2 separate regions of the Mus musculus genome follow, and region 2 is linked to region 1. The links are chromatin loops, found by intact Hi-C in ENCODE. Cell type or tissue: heart. All regions are shown on one strand.

Evidence for each region. A loop is a pair of places that touch in the nucleus more often than their neighbours do. Peaks named below come from ENCODE experiments on the same cell type or tissue, not always from the same donor. Only the 100,000 strongest peaks of a DNase experiment are listed, where the experiment ranks them.
Region 2: it touches region 1 in a loop (3-fold over the local background); 19 of 42 quality-filtered maps call a loop at or near these places.

The regions. Positions count from the first base shown.
Region 1 is chr11:31,674,173-31,676,672 of GRCm38, reverse strand. No RefSeq gene overlaps it. Among named protein-coding and RNA genes, the nearest start is that of Bod1, 3.6 kb to the right of the region's middle. In heart, a CTCF peak has its summit at 1,069 (motif pointing left); no DNase peak of the experiment used is centred here; H3K27ac peaks cover 349 bases.
Region 2 is chr11:32,130,868-32,133,367 of GRCm38, reverse strand. The region is part of intron 1 of Gm39676 (a long non-coding RNA gene); the gene reads left to right. Gm51888 (a long non-coding RNA gene) reads right to left here. Exons shown (of 3, transcript XR_003949656.1): 3 at 996-2,500. Among named protein-coding and RNA genes, the nearest start is that of Gm39676, 4.5 kb to the left of the region's middle. In heart, a CTCF peak has its summit at 951 (motif pointing right); no DNase peak of the experiment used is centred here.

The DNA of each region.
Region 1 (2,500 bases):
TGCCTTCACTGGTAAAGGATGACTTCTGTGTTCCTGTAACCAGCCTGCCAGAAATGAAAATATCCTAGAGACACTGTGTCCCTCAGTCTGGCTACCAGACTATTGAAACAACGAACCCCAAAGAAATCAGAATAGCTTCAGGAATCTCATGCTGGGAGAAGAAAAAGTCATACCAAAATAACCCAATTCTCTCCTCTGAGCTTTCTCCTAGTCCAGCCTCGTAGACCAGTTCAGTGATATGCCATAGACAAGTCCCAAGACTGCACCCACCTATTCCAAATACTGACATTTAGGCATTATCCAAACTCATATCTTATATTTAAAAGAGTAAATTTCCCATTCACTCGCTCATTCTTTCTGTTCTTCCATCCCATTTACTGGGAGCTTGGATGCAACGGTGAACACAGTTCCTGCTTAGTGGACTTTGGAGCTCGTGGGGAAGGTGGAGGTCAGTCCAAGAACCCCCTAAGCAAAGCGTAAGTCCAGGACGGCACTATGTTATCACATATGTGCTAAGGATCTGAAATATTGCTAACAGGATTGCCATGGCTGCAGAGCCTCTCTACTATCCTGGAGAATTGGCTCTGACAGTTTCTCAAAGACCTATCACCATGAGCTGATGTCAGAATCCAGTCTAGAGCCCCCTGATGTGAAAAGCCCATGGATTCTCTATTCTTTCACACAATCCTGGGAAAGCCACCAATCCCATTTTCCAGTTTCTGAAAGATCTAGACTTAGGCTTGTGCAGGTTCCACCTTCTCATAGGCTTTGACTATTCTCATGTAAATATCCTAATATCTAATATGCATAAGTTCACTGAGTTTGGGGCAACTAGTCAGAAAAGGGGTGTTGTCTGTTTCCGTGCTGGAGATTGGACCCAGACCCTGCACATGCTAGGTCTGCATCGTGCCTAAATCTCTATCCTTGAAAAGTTTTAAGACTAAGACTTACCAGCAGTTTTCTAAAGGCCACCAGAAACTACATTACTACCAAGACCAAAGTTAAAAACAGTACTGCCTGGTTTGAAATGCTCTGGGCTATAAATGCAGCAACAGTGCCCTCTGATGGTCATTATTGTACATGTTTTGTGGTGGCATTTTTGGTTTCCCTTAGCAAGTCTTAGATTAATAATAATTAATAATTTCCCATAATTTGATCACTTTCATCCTTAGTTTCAATCCTCAACAGGTCCAGGTTATAGCAGTTATAAAAGCAAGCATACAGGGCATCAGGAGCTGCACCTTGTCATGGACCAGAGTTCCAAGAGCCAACACACAGGGCCCAACATTGGTGAAATACTGGACTGTAAACCTGGTCCAGCATCACTTTCCTATTAGACTATGGCAGATCACCTCAGCATTTACTGCTATACTAGGACTTCCTGAAGGTGGTGACTGTGTTGATTTGAAGAAAACGGACCCATAGGCTCATAGGGAGTGGCACTATTAGTAGGTGTGGCCTTGTTGGAGTAGGAGTGGCTTTGTTGGAGGAAGTGCGTCACTGGGGGTGGGTTTTGAGGTCTCAGATGCTCAAGCCTGACCTATTCTCTCAATGTTTCTTCTTGTTGGCTGCTGATTCGATTTAGAACTCTCAGTTCCTTCTCCAGCACCATGTCTGCCTGCATGCCTCCATGCTTCCTGCCATGATGATAATGGATTAAGCCTCTGAACTCTAAGCCAGCCCCAGTGAAATATTTTCCTTTAGAAGACATGCTCTGGTCATGGTGTCTCTTCACAACAATAAAAGCCCAACTAAGAAAGGGACTAAAATATATTCTTATCTACGTATACTCTGATCAGACAGTTAATGGAGTTGCTAAAGTCAGAGCCTGGGCCATGACAATCCTAACAAGCCAGGTTCATCCACTCACTGACCTCTAAACAGCCAACCAATGAGACATGTTGGAAAAGCAGAGAAAGAGATCTAGTCAATGTGGTCATGTGGAGAGAGGCCTAATGACGGCACCAAGTCTGCCTTCCAGAGACCTAACATGAGGTTGAGATTAAGAGGTATGGCCGGGTGTGGTGGTGCACACCTTTAATCCCAGCACTCAGGAGGCCGAGGCAGGTGGATTTCTGAGTTTGAGGCCAGCCTGGTCTACAAAGTGAGTTCCAGGACAGCCAGGGCTACACAGAGAACCCGTCTCGAAAAACCAAAAAGGAAAAAAAAAAAAAAAGAGAGGTATGCATAATTACTAAGCTGGTCAAGTTGTTCATATGGTCTCCTGCAAAGTGGCCATCAAAGTTGTCGGAATGGTGTGGAATCTTGTTCCAAGCGACAAGCTTTCCAGCTGGCTGGTACCAGACTTTAAATACTCCCTCTACTAGCATGAGCTTCTTCAGAGAGAGCCCATTAGATTTACTAGGGACTACTGGCTCAATATTCTGATAGTCAAAAGGGCACAGCTCAAGGCTCTTTAGCATAGCTTCATTCCTGTCAGGATGGTTGCGCTATTCTACAAGTAGGAAAGGGACAGGGACTTTTAGCCAAGTATTGTGCT
Region 2 (2,500 bases), 460 kb before region 1:
CCCTTTATCTGCAGACTCTGCTGCCCCTCATTCTTAAGCCCCGCCCATCCCTCCCTGATGGGAAAAGGACACAAAGCCAGAATTATCTGAAGAAGAAAAAAAAAAGCCTTAAGATTCTAAATGCTCAGCATTGTTCAAGTCCCACTTCAACAAGGCAGACACAGGAGGGGGAAAAAGATAAATTCTTGCTTTGTGCTGAAAGTTCAAAACATGATAATTCACAAAAGAGGTCTAGGAAAATACTCCACATGGGGACACAAGACAGAAGTTCAGCTCTTGTCTGTCACTGTACAGTGCCCAGGGGTGACTTGAGCTCTTGAATCCCATTTCTCCTCAGGAAACCTCCCCTTACGCACCTGTTCATTCCATGGTTTCGGTAATTGTGGCCACAAAGTACTAGGATTTGCCTTGACTGTGGTACAGAAAACAAATCTATTTTTAAAAAAGATGTATTTATTTAATGTAAAAAATAAATACATATTATATATATGCATACACTGTAGCTGTACTGATGTTTGTGAGCCATCATTTGGTTGCTGGGAATTGAATTCAGGACCTCTGCTCGCTCCGGCCCAAAGATTTATTTATTATTATATGTAAGTACGTCAGACACACCAGAAGAGGGCGTCAGATCTCATTATGGATGGTTGTGAGCCACCATGTGGTTGCTGGGATTTGAACTCAGGGCCTCTGGAAGAGCAGTCAGTGCTCTTAACCGCTGAGCCATCTCTCCAGCCCCAGATGCCTGAGAATAAATCTATTAATGCTCACTAGAGAACATTGTTAGAATTTATTAGAAACTTTTAATCTCTGATACAGAGTGCTTTTGCACATTTGCATCCCACTGACAATCAAGATGGGACTGTGAGGTAGAGATTTTAATCTTTTTAATTGTTATTTTATGCGTGTGAGTGTTTTGCCTGCATACCACATGCATGCAGTTCCTAAAGAGGCCAGAAGAGGGCATAGGATACTCTGAAACTGAAGTTATGGGTGTTTGAACTTCCATATGGGAGTTAGGAATCAACCTGAGTCCTAGGGAATGGCAGCCAGTTCTCTTAACCACTGAGCCATCTCTATAGCCTCATCCTGTGGGGTTGTAAAGAAGTTTAGAAGTAACATGTGCACCTGCCTCACTTCTTGGGGCTGCCCCGTCTGCCCATTCCTGCTCATTCTGGTTCTAATCACAGAAATCACATGACTGTGGTAGGAACCCCCAACAGCTAAGAAGGAAAATAGAAACCAGCTGCAAGGGCTGGTCTGTGTCCCTGTGTACAGGGGCTCACTCCCACATTGCTCTTGAAGCCCCCTTCCTTTCCTTGCCTTCGAGTTCCAGTCAATGTTGGAATAACTACTGGCTAGTAGTTTAAAGTGCCCAACTGTATGTCACCATTCACAGGAGACAGAAGACAGAAATGTGTGAAAGTCTCAGCCATGCTGGATCTGGGGCTCTGCCTCTGGGGCTTGGCCTTTGAAGAAGGTTTCACTGCCCTTGTGGCTGGCACGAAGCCCCCAGGCCTGTTTCTTAAGCCAGAGAAGCTGCTAACTGTGGTGGGCCAGAGGCATGGGAGAGGACACTTAATACGGCTGGAGGACAACAATTCTCTCTCTTCCTTATATTTTTGTGTTACCTGGTCCCCTCACTCACCCAAACAGCTGGGTTGAGTGTCCTGTACCTCCAAGGAGTGCTGATTGAGTCCTCTCAGCAGATAAAAAATGCATGTGAAATCCCAGGAATGTAATCTATTTGGGAAAATATACATATACAAACCAGTCCTCATAAGGGGGCAGGGGGGAGAAGGCCATTCAAAATTAGCTTTGAAGCTGGATATTTGACTGTTAGGATATCTTACCACAACTAAACATTTCTTTCTCTGTTTCTACTCTTCTCCCTCTTCCTTTCTCTCAGACAGGATCTTTCCATGTTGCTCTGACTGACCTTAAACTTGCAATCCCCCTGCCTCAGCCTCCCAGGCACTGGAATTAAAGGTGTAAAGAAAACAAATGTCTAAGCCTTTCATGGGGGGTCCACAGGCAAGGGTCCACATGGATTTGATTGGATATTGCCCTTGTTCCCAGAATGGAGGAAGCGGCTTATCCCAAGGGACAGAGGCTTGATCCAGGAGCATTCCTGTCCTTTGTCCTCTGTCCTGTGTCCTCTGCAGTGTGACACAGCACCCAGGCAGCAGATCTGTTGTCTCTTTGTAAGGGGCTCTTCCCCTGTCAGGCTCCTTAGGTCCCTGGCTGCTGGGTAACTGAGAATGACTCTCAGAATAAGCTAGAGATGGAGTCAGCAGGTTCCTGTCACCAATTCAGTCTTTGCCTGCTAGAGGTCTTGCTTGAACTTGCCACTCTGCTGGGCACTAGAGAAAAGGCAGTCAGCTTGAAATGATTCTCTGGCTTGGCTAGTATTTGCCCTGATGAATGTTGGGTTCAAAGTTGGTTGTAGATGTGGCAGTGTTAACAAGGGGAGGAACTTTTGGCAAGTAGAGCCTAGTGT